Linked DNA regions of Homo sapiens: region 1 is linked to region 2. Evidence: chromatin contacts called from ENCODE Hi-C or POLR2A ChIA-PET data. All regions are on one chromosome and are shown on one strand. The core of a region is the stretch at or near the end of the contact, and the rest is flanking DNA. Distances in the headings are between cores, read along the strand shown.

Region 1 (5,906 bases), core at 2,386-4,885, 98 kb after region 2:
AATCTTGGAACATAAAATTGTGAAGATTTCATGGACACTTACCACTTCCCCAATCAATACCCTTGTGATTTCCTATGCCTGTCTTTACTTTACTTTCTTAATCCTGTCAGCTGAGGAGGATGTATGTCGCCTCAGGACTCTGTGATAATTGCGTTAACTGCACAAATTGTACAGCATGTGTGTTTGAACAATATGAAATGTGGGCACCTTGAAAAAAGAACAGGATAACAGCAATTGTTCAGGGAATAAGAGAGATAACCTTAAACTCTGACCACCGGTGAGCCGGGTGGAACAGAGCCATATTTCTCTTCTTTCAAAAGCAAATGGGAGAAATATCGCTGAATTCTTTTTCTCAGCAAGGAACATCCCTGAGAAAGAGAATGCACCCCTGAGGGTGGGTCTATAAATGGCCCCCTTGGGTGTGGCCGTCTTCTATGGTCCAGACTGTAGGGATGAAATAAACCCTAGTCTCCCATAGTGCTCCCAGGCTTATTAGGAAGAGAAAATTCCCGCCTAATAAATTTTGGTCAGACCGGTTGCTCTCAAAACCCTGTCTCCTGATAAGATGTTACCAATAACAATGGTGCCCGAAACTTCATTAGCAATTTTAATTTCGCCCTGGTCCTCTGGTCCTGTGATCTCGCCCTGCCTCCATTTGCCTTGTGATATTCTATTACCTTGTGAAGTACGTGATCTTTGTGACCCACACCCTATTCGTACACTCCGTCCCCTTTTGAAAGTCCCTAATAAAACCTTACCGGTTTTGCGGCTTGTGGGGCATCACGGAACCTACCGACATGTGATGTCTCCCCCGGATGCCCAGCTTTAAAATTTCTCTCTTTTGTACTCTGTCCCTTTATTTATCAAACTGGCCAACGCTTAGGGAAAATAGAAAAGAACCCACATGACTATCGGGGCAGGTTCCCCAATAGTGTGGTGGCAGGCGCCTGTAATCCAAGCTGCTTGGGAGGCTGAGGCAGGAAAATAACTTGATCCCAGGAGGCAGAGGTTGCAGTGAGCCAAGATCGCGCCACTGCACTCCAGCCTGGGCAACAGAGGGAGACCCTGTCTCAAAATACATAAGTAAATAAATAAATAAATAAGTTCAGCTCCAAATTGGGGAAATGTGGGGTCCACAGAAAGAAGTGGTTATAATTACTAGGGGAACAGGGCCCTTTTACTGAGAGAGGAACACATACACCCTCATCAACACAGAGGCACCGACACAGAAAGGAAGAAACAGAGTCTTGGAGAAAGAGACAGAGGCAGGGTACCCGGAGTCAGGGACAGAGCACACAGACCCAGGGGAGCAGACAGAGGTGCATAGACGATAGATTCCCATTCGCTCAGATGGAGCCAGAGCAATGCCCGGGCACAGAGAGACCCAGCAGCTGGCAGAACAGAGGAGACGTAGGATAGAATGGTGGCTAGACAGGCGAGGGGCAGGAGAGGAGGAGCAAGGCAGGGGCCTTCATGGGGATCTGTCTGTCCGTACCAGCCGGGAGGCGTAGCCACCCTGGTGCTGCAGTCCCAGAAAGGTGTCCAGTCCTTCTCGGATCTGCAGGAAGAGGGCCTCCTTGGGGCCTGGGCATCCCGATGCTTGCAGTCTCCTCCTGAAACACACATCGCCACCACTACCGTCTGTATCCAGTGGCCAGTGACGGGCACCAGGGAGGAACACTGCCTCGCCTCAGCCCAGCCCTGTTGCTTGCCCCCAGCCCAGCCCTTCCTGTTGGCATAAGCACAGCCCAGACCCAAACTGGTCCTACTTTGGGGCTCTGCTTTGCCAGGGCTGCAGAGTTGGCTGTGGGCAAGAGTGGCCCCTGCTGGTCAAAGGGCAGTACTGCCTCCAGAAGAAAGCCAGGGTTCAGGGGAAGGCGAACAGCAAGAGCAAGCTGAATTCTCCCTCCTTGCCTGGTTGCTGATGCCAACCTTTGCCCCTGCTCAGCCAAATAGTGCACTCAGGACTCCCTTCCCTCTCTAACCAAGGGGCAGAATTAATGCCTGACTGTGAAAGGTGGGTGACACTTGAAAGACCCTGAGATACAGTTGGTGCCACATAAGGGGGGCCCAGGCATTTGGGCATCTCTGCTTTCAGCCAGCTACCCTTAGGAAGGTGCCATGAGCCCTGCAGGCATTGCTTCTCATCTGAGTTCCCACCCAAGCCAGTTCAGGGACAAGGCCCAGGGTCCTCTCCCCTCACTGAAACCAGCCAGCCCTGCCCGGGAGCTAGGGAAGGTTGGTTCACTCACCAGAGCTAAAGGAACTTGTTCAAGGGGACCATTGTCAAAGCAGAGAGACAGTGCCCTTCCATGGCCAGCAGCCCCTACAATGTTCACTCACACTGAACTCTTCATGCTGACCCCCGGACCTTCTCTTTCTGACTTCCTCTGACTTTGGGGAAGTGGTCAGGGGTTTTCCAAGGGAGGGGGAAGAGATGATCTCTCTGCTCCAGTCCACCAAGCCTATGCAGAAGTCTGAGCAAGAACAACTGATCTCATGTGGCAATGCGGGACCATGAGTTAATCCAAGACATCCTGGGTTGTCCTCAGCCTGCAACCAAAAGCCCGGCAAAGGCCTGGCAATGGGGCAGGCCAAATGTCCCAACCGTGAGACCACCTCTCTCAAGAAATCTCTGAAAGTTCTTTGGGCCTCAGTTTCCTTATCTGTAAAATGAGGAGATTGTGCCATATGCTCTCTGAGTTCCTTTGTGGTTCTATTACACCATTATGTGGTTCTATGAAACCCACCGTGGGAGGCAGAAGCAAGAAGATCCAGTGTCCTGATACTCCCCCTGACTCCACACCTCCCTCCCACTCCCACCCTCAGTCTTCCCTGAGAGAAGGAGGTAAGAGCCACTGTGGAGAGGCATATTTTGGAAGGCAGCATCCATCCTCCCCCAAAGGCCCACAAATGGGATTGAGCTCTGGTTCTCCAGGGAAAGGACTGAGGGCCCAGGTCTCCTTGATTCTTGTTGTTCTTCGGATGGTTGTCTCTTGAGGGAGATGACTAGAGAGTTATCTAGTTCCTTCCCACTTTCCCATTTTCTCCAAGGTCTAGGCCTGGAAGGAAGGAGGTACAGGAGGTCCCCTGGGGGCTTACGTATTCAGTGGGCCCTCGAGCTCCCTGCCAGGCCCCCAACTATGTCTTCTGAAGACGTCTTTGTTTTCGGCCGTGGGCCCGGAAAGCCCCTGACCTTTGGAGGGGTACAGCATGCGAGCCATTCCCCTCCTTTATTTCCCCATCTCTTCTTCCTCCAGTTGTTCTCTGGATTCAACTGCAGAAAGGCAGAGGCCAGTGTGGCCTCACGGGCACCTTGTCTCCACCTGCTCAGAACACGTCTGGGACGGCTCTGTTCGTGGGAGACACACACAGACCAGTCTGCGTCAGCAGGAAATAAGAGTGAGCAGGGTTCTAGAACTCTGAAACCTTGGGACTAGAAGTGTGTCACAGTCAGCTGGACTTAGGAGTGCCTAGCCACCACTCACTTTACTGAGACACATAACTGGATAATGTGTCACATTGTGACACATTGTGACCTCAGGGTCACATTGTGACACATTGTGACCTCAGGGTCACATTGTGAATTAGCTGCAGACTCAAGGCTAGAACTTAGGTTTTCTGGATCCCAGTTCAGTGTCCTTTCTAGTACATAAAGAGATCCTCATTGTCTCCTTCTTATTCCATTTACTGAGGACTTATATAGCAGAAAGCCAAGCAAAGAGAAATAGATATTGTTCCTATCCTCAAGGAATCAGAGTCTAGTGAGTGGGTGAGTGTGTGTGTGTGTGTGTGAACAAGCAAAAGAACAAATCACAGATGACTCCATAACTGGCTCACATATGCCAAATGCCACAAGAGAAGTTTCAACAAAAGGCTTTAGGCTGTTAAAGGAGTGAGGGCACGTGACCAGTTGGGAGACTCAAAAAAGGCCAGGTGCGGTGGCTCAGCCAGCACTTTGGGAGGCTGAGGTGGGTGGATTGCTTGAGCCCAGCTGTTCTAGACCAGCCCGGGCAACATAGCGAGACACTGTCTCCACAAAAAAACAAAATGTTAGCCGGGTGTGGTGGCACGTGCTTATAGTCCCAGCTACTTGGGAGGCTGAGGTGGGAGGATCACTTGAGCCCAGGAGTTCAAGGCTGCAGTGAGCTATGATCATGCCACTGCACTCCAGCCTGGGTGACAGAGTAAGACACTGTTTGCTTTTGTTTTGTTTTGTTTTGTTTTTTGAGACAGAGTTTCGCTCCTGTTGCCCAAGCTGGAGTGCAATGGTGCGATCTCAGCTCACTGCAACCTCTGCCTCCTGGGTTCAAGCGATTCTCCTGCCTCAGCCTCCCGAGTAGCTGGGATTACAGGCACACCCCACCATGCCTGGATAATTTGTATTTTTAGAAGAAATGGGGTTTCACCATGTTAGCCAGGCTGGTCTCAAACACCCAACCTCAGGTGATCCGTCCGCCTCAGCCTCCCAAAGTGCTGGGATTACAAGCGTGAGCCACCGTGCTCGGCCTTGTTTTTTTTGTTTCGTTGTTTTTTTGTTTTTTTTTTGAGACAGAGTCTCGCTCTGTCGCCCAGGCCATAGTGCAGTGGCGCAATCTCAGCTCACTGCAAGCTCCACCTCCCGGGTTCATGCCATTCTGCCATTCTCTTGCCTCAGCCTCCCGAGTAGCTAGGCCTACAGGTGCCTGCCACCATGCCCAGCTAATTTTTTGTATTTTTAGTAGAGAGGGGGTTTCACCGTGTTAGCCAGGATGGTCTCGATCTCTTGACCTCATGATCTGCCCGCCTTGGCCTCCCAAAGTGCTGGGATTACAGGCGTGAGCCACTGCGCTGGGCCTGTTTTTGTTTTTAAAGGGGAGGAGGAAACAGAAATAAGCAGATGGCCTTTGAGATGTGCCTGGAAGGGTAAAGTGGTTAGGATTTGGCCAGGGTAGAGGGAGAGGATTTTAGGCAGATAAAGTAGCAGGGGGAGGCCGGGTACGGTGGCTCACTCCTGTAATCCCAACACTTTGGGAGGCTGAGGTGGGCGGATCACGAGGTCAGGCGTTCAAGATCATCCTGGCTAACACGGTGAAACCCCGTCTCTATTAAAAATACAAAAAAATTAGCTGGGTGTGGTGGCGGGTGCCTGTAGTCCCAGCTACTCGGGAGACTGAGGCAGGAGAATGGCATGAACCCAGGAGGCGGAGCTTGCAGTGAGCTGAGGTCGGACTCCAGCCTGGGCGACAGAGCGAGACTTTGTCTCAAAAAAAAAAGAAAAAAAATTAGCCGGGCGTGGTAGCGGGCGCCTATAATCCCAACTACTTGGGAGGCTGAGGCAGGAGAATTACTTGAACCTGGGAGGCGGAGGTCACAGTGAGCCAAGATTGTGCCATTGCACTCCAGCCTGCATGACAACAGCAAGATTCCATCTCAAAAAAAAAAAAAAAAAAAAGGTAGAAAAAAGTAGCAGGGAGAAAAGGTTCATGAGTGATAAAGTGTTGTGATTTCTCTTTCTCCCTCTCCCTCTCCTCCCCCTTCCTCTTCTTCTCCTTCTTCTGATGGAGCTTCACTCTTGTTGCCCAGGCTGGAGTGCTATGGCGTGATCTCACCTCACCGCAATCTCTGCCTCCTGGGTTCAAGTGATTCTCCTGCCTCAGCCTCCTGAGTAGCTGGGATTACAGGCATGCGCCTCCAGGCCCAGCTAATTTTGTATTTTTTTTTAGTAGAGATGGGGTTTCTCCATGTTGATCAGGCTGGTATCAAACTCCTGACCTCAGGTGATCTGCCCACCTCTGCCTCCCAAAGTGCTGGGATTACAGGTGTGAGCCACCATGCCCGGCATGATTTCTTCTTCTAAGAGTCTGGTCATATGCAGAGTGAAAGCCAGTCTGACCTCTCTCCATGGTGCAAAGAGAAGGGCTCCA
Region 2 (5,593 bases), core at 2,169-4,668:
GAGGATGGAATTTTCTTTAGATCACTTAGGACTGTCCTGGAGCTGGGCACGGGAAAAAGGTGAATTCTTGAATGAAATGTCAGTTTTTCTGGAAGGAGGAATAGATGCTGGGCGGGCAGCCAACCAAGAGCACTGCAGTAGTCCACCCTACCCTAATCCTGGGTTTTGTTTTCTGCAGTTTCACTTACCCACAGTACAACACAATAAAATACTCTATTTTGAGAGAGACCACAGTCATGTAACTTTTATTACAGTGTATTTTTATAATTGTTCTATTTTATTAGACTGTTGATAATCTCTTACTGAATCTAATTTATAAATTTAACGTTATTATAGATACATGTGTATAGGAAAAAGTATACATAGGGTTCGATACTATCCATGATTTCAGGCATCCTCTGGGGATCTATGAATGTATCCCTTGTGGATAACCGGGAGCTACTGTGCCTTGTATTTTTGTTTGTTTGTTTTTTTGTTTTCGTTTTTGTTTTTGAGATGGAGTTTTGCTCTTGCTGCCCAGGCGGGTGTGCAATGGCGTGATCTCAGCTCACTCCCAGGTTTAAGCAATTCTTCTGCCTCAGCCTCCCGAGTAGCTGGGAATACAGGCATTGCACCACCACGCCCAGCTAATTTTGTATTTTTGGTAGAGAAGGGGTTTCACCAGGGTCAGGCTGGTCTCGAACTCCTGACCTCGTGATCCACCCACCTCGGCCTCCCAAAGTGCTGGGATTACAAGCGTGAGCCACCGCGCCCAGCCACTGTACCTTGTTTTCTATAGACCTCTCACTCCAAGGTGCTTTTTCATGTGATCTCCTTATAACAAACTCCCAGAAAAGAGTTGCCCACTATCAGCTGGGCACGGTGGCTCATGCCTGTAATCCCAGCACTTTGGAAGGCCGAGGCAGGTGGATCACGAGGTCAGGAGTTTGAGACCAGCCTGACCAACATGGTGAACCCCGTCTCTACTAAAAATACAAAAATTAGCCGGGCGTGGTGGCACACCCTGTAATCCCAACTACTCAGGAGGCTGAGGCAGGAGAATCGCTTGAACCCGGGAGGCAGAGGTTGCAGTGAGCCAAGATCACAGCATTGCATTCCAGCCTGGGCGACAGAGTGAGACTCCGTCTCAAAAAAAAAAAAAAAAAAAGACTAGTGCCCACCTAGTAAGGGCCTCCAGTACTGCTCTCATCCATCCCCCATACCTTGTGGTCTGAAAAGGCAAACAGCCTGGGCTTTTCTTTGAATACTTCAAGAGCAATGTAAGTTTACACATAGGGCATCATTTTTCAGAAAGCTGAGAAAATATCGATTCTTAACTAGTATAACTTTTACGAGACGGCAAACTGGTGAACATCCCAATTGCCTAACACTGTCTATACTAGGGTCAATACCACCTTCTGGACACCTCTAAGAAATGCTCAAAACTCTGTTTGGCCTTCAGGAAACAAAGTCCTAAAGGAAGTCCTAAGGCTCAACAGGCCCAGGATTAGATGCGCTAACAGAAAATTTTGAATAAAAGTATGGGAATTCATGAGCAAGTCTTGTGTCTAAGCCTGGGGAGCTGGTTAGTTCACCTCAAATACTACTTTTTTTTTTTGAGACAGAGTCCTGCTCTGCCACCCAGGCCGGATTGCAATGGCCTGATCTCAGCTCACTGCAACCGCTGCCTCCCAGGTTCAAGCAATTCTCCTGTCTCAGCCTCCCGAGTAGCTGGGATTACAGGCATGTGCCACCACACCCAGCTAATTTTTGTATTTTTAGTAGAGGCGGGGTTTCACCGTGTTGGCCAGGCTAGTCTCGAACTCCTGACCTCAGGTGATCCGCCCACCTCAGCCTCCCAAAGTGTTGGGATTACAGGCATGAGCCACCATGCCCAGACAGTACATTAAATCTCAATCTAATTGAAAGCCTCTGACAGGGCCATAAGGAGAAAAACTCATTTTCTTTCTTCTTATTTACATTTTGAGACAGGGTCTTGCTCTGTTGCCCAGTCCGGAGTGCAGTGACATGGTTCACTGCAGCCTTAGCCTCCTGGGCTTGGTTAATCCTCACACCTCACCCTCCCAAGTAGCTGAGTAGCTGGCATCACAGGCATGCACCACCACGACACACGTGCTACCACACCTGGCTAACTTAAAAAAATTTTCTGTGGAGACAGGCTGGTTGGAACTCCTGTGCTCAAGCAATCCTCTTGCCTCGGCCTCCCAAAGTGCTGGGATTACAGGCGTGAGCCACCACGCCCAGCCTATGTAGCTATCTGTCTGTCTGTCTATCTATCTATCTATCTATTTATCAATCAATCATCTATCTATCTATTGAGACAGGGTCTCACACTGTCACCCAGGCAGGTGTACAGCGGCACAATCATAGCTCATTGCAGCATCCACCTTCTGGGCTCAAGCAATCCTTCCACCTCAGCCTCTCAAGTAGCTGGGACTACAGGCACACACCAGCACACCCAGCTAGTTTTTAAATTTTTGTAGAGATGGGGGTCTTGCTATGTTGCCTATGCTAGTCTTGAACTTCTGGCTTCAAGTGACCGTACCACTTCAGCATTCCAAAGTGCTGAGTTTACAGGCATGAGCCACCACACCCGGATGAAACTGGATATTTTCATGATTTACATTCACTCACATCAAATCAGCTTCTTCTCAGGCTTTTTTCCAAGTTAACATTTAGTTATTGTTTACCAAGCAGTTGAAATTGCTATGTGTCCCTTACTCCTTCTCATTCTCCCACCATTCAATCCAAATCTGTGTCAGATTTTGCACGTTAGAATTAGAGGTGCCCACTGAAAAGAACTGAGACTCTAAGAACTGTGAGCTTTTTTTTAAATTCACTGTTGAATTCCCAATGCCAACACATTGCTTGGCATGCAGCGGATACCCAAGAAAGGCAGGCAGGCAGGGAACAAAATATTGTCTGGGAAGCAGACTTAAAGCAAACCTGAAAAGGCTGTCTCTTCTTCCTACTTATTCTGAGTTGGAGTTTCAAAAGAAGTTTGGTATAATGATCGGTTTTGGTTTTGTGTTTTTTGATGATGGTGGTAGGTGTGTGTTAGTTGCAACTAGACCCATGTATTTCTCTTCGGGAGTCTAAGGACATGAAAATAAGAGTGTCCAGAATGTTTTGGGTGGGAATGCACAATTTAATTCTCTGGCTGACTAGATTGATGTACATGCCTTCCTGGGCAGCAGAGATTTTATGTTGGATTGCAGTGTATTGAGCACTTGGACCCATCCTCATAAAAGCCATACATTTCTCTGCCTCTGCCCCCTCACCTGCACACTCCTCTGCCAGGAAACTAGGGAAAGCATTTTGTGGGAGATGTTTTGGAGCTAAAGTTTTTCTTCTGGCTCAGAGAAAACTGCAATAAACTCTGGCAATAACTAGCTCCAGGAAGGGCAGGAAATGACACATGTCCCCACTGCAGCAGCTTTTGTTCAAAAAACTGAGTGACTTCATGATATGATCACGTGTGCTGTGGAATGTATGCACTGAACCAAAAGCTGCTCATCATGAGTTTTTTTTTAAGCAAACATTATTAGATAAAGCTAAAACATTTCAGTAGTTTTGTCTCAAGGCCAACTCATGGTTTTTTGTTTGTTTGTTTGTTTTTGAGATGGAGTCTCGCTCTGTCGTACAAGCTGGAGTGCTGTGGCGCAATCTTGGCTCGCTGCAACCTCCACCTCCCGGGTTCAAGTGATTCTCCTGCCTCAGCCTCCCGAGTAACTGGGATTACAGGCGCGTACCACCATGCCTGGCTAATTTTTGTTGTATTTTTAGTAGAGATGGGGTTTCACCATGTTGGTCAGGCTGATCTTGAATCCCTGACCTTGTGATCTGTCCACCTCAGCCTTCCAAATTGCTGGGATTACAGGCGTGAGCCCTGTGCCTGGCATATGTTTAAAAGTTGATTGGACAGCTTTGTACAGTGACAGGATTATAGCCAATGAGGCATGATTATTGCTAATTGAAAACTTTTCCCAATACCCTGGCATTGGCAATTTTTGACAATCTCTATGGAGACTGAACTTAAAAAACAAAAGTTGATTGAAAAAAAATTTTTTTTTTTTTTTGAGATGGAGTCTTGCTGTCGCCCAGGCTGGAGGGCAGTGGCACGATCTTGGCTCACCGCAACCTCTGCCTCCCGGGTTCAAGCAATTCTCCTGCCTCAGCCTCCCAAGTAACTGGGATTACAGGCGCATGCCACCACACCCAGCTAATTTTGTATTTTTAGTAGAGACAGGGTTTCGCCATGTTGGCCAGGCTGGTCTTGAACTCCTGACCATAAGTGATCCATCTGCCTCAGCCTCCCAAAGTGATGGGATTACAGGCATGAGCCACCGTGCCTGGCAAGATTTCAAATTTCTGTACGAGTTTGGAAAAGGCATAACACTACCAATGACTTATTAGGAGTCTACTACATTTACTAATTCCTTCCTTTTTGAATTCCTATAACATTTCCAGTTTGAAGCATATGACTTATTACTTTAAGACTGACCTCTAGCTGTTTTATATATACAAATTTTATTTATTTTTTTGAGACGGAGTCTTGCTCTGTTGCCCAGGCTGGAGTGCAGTGGCATGATCTCAGCTCACAGCAAGCTCTGCCTCCCAGGTTCACACCATTCTCCTGCCTCAGCCTCCCGAGTAGCTGGGACTACAGGCGCCCGCCACCGCGCCTGGCTATTTTTTTTGTATTTTTAGTAGAGATGGGTTTCACCATGTTAGCCAGGATGGTCTCGATCTCCTGACCTCGTGATCCACCTACCTCAGCCTCCCAAAGTGCTGGGATTACAGGCGTGAGCCACCGCACCTGGCTACATATATAAATTTTATCTAAGCTCCAGAGCAGGAATAACATATATATATTTTTGGTGTATATATATATACAATATACATGTACAAAAAAAATATATATATACACTTTTTTTTTTTTAAATACAGAGTCTCACTGTTGCCCAGGCTGGAGTGCAGTGACACGATCCTGGCTCACTGTAACCTCCGCCCCCTGGGTTCAAGTGATTCTTGTGCCTCAGCCTCCAGAGTAGCTGGGATTACAGGTGTGGGCCACCACACCCAGCTAATTTTTTTTTTGTTTTGTATTTCAGTAGAGATGGGGTCTCACCATGTTTCTCAGCCTGGTCTCGAATTCCTAAGCTCAGGCAAACTGCCTACCTCCACCTCCCAAAGTGCTAGGATTACAGTCATGAGCCACTATGCCAGCCCGTATTCTATATTCCTCTGAATCCTTCACAGCTCTTTAAAACAGTGCTTAATACATGGAAGAGGCTTATAAATACTTCACCTGAAATTCCATTACTTATTCTAACAGAGGTTACATTAGAAAATGGAATGCCATTAAGTATGAGTAATTTAATCAAAGAGGGGAACAATTTTTTTTTTTTTTTGAGATAGAGTCTTGCTCTGTTGCCCAGGCTGGAGTGCAATGGCGCAATCTCAGCTCACCACAACCTCTGCCTCCCGGGTTCAAGCAATTCCAATTCTCTGCCTCAGCCTCCCGAGTAGCTGGGATTACAGGCGCCCACCACCACGCCCAGCTAATTTTTGTATCTTTAGTAGAGACAGG

The links. A loop is a pair of places that touch in the nucleus more often than their neighbours do. ChIA-PET counts read pairs that join two places held with the same protein, here RNA polymerase II (POLR2A). Pooled maps may share reads with other maps.
Region 1: a loop to region 2 is called in a pooled map, with 3 times the contacts of the local background. The contact joins the promoter of ARHGEF2-AS1 here to the enhancer-like site in region 2. A Hi-C loop is called at or near these places in 6 of 50 pooled maps. POLR2A ChIA-PET finds 5 or more read pairs at or near these places in 10 of 52 experiments (AG04449, BJ, GM12878 and 7 more).

What each region holds. Positions count from the first base shown.
Region 1 is chr1:155,987,739-155,993,644 of GRCh38, forward strand. ARHGEF2-AS1 (ARHGEF2 antisense RNA 1) reads left to right here and starts at 3,636. Exons shown (of 2, transcript XR_001738248.2): 1 at 3,636-3,772. RefSeq lists enhancers at 1,532-1,611, 2,482-2,551.
Region 2 is chr1:155,890,358-155,895,950 of GRCh38, forward strand. It overlaps the pseudogene LOC124904686. Among named protein-coding and RNA genes, the nearest start is that of RIT1, 18 kb to the right of the region's middle. Within about 2 kb of position 3,419, at least 17 of the 41 ENCODE cell types and tissues checked have a DNase peak (open chromatin) inside an H3K27ac peak, as active enhancers do; they include HCT116, OCI-LY7 and PC-3, where a contact is called at or near this core.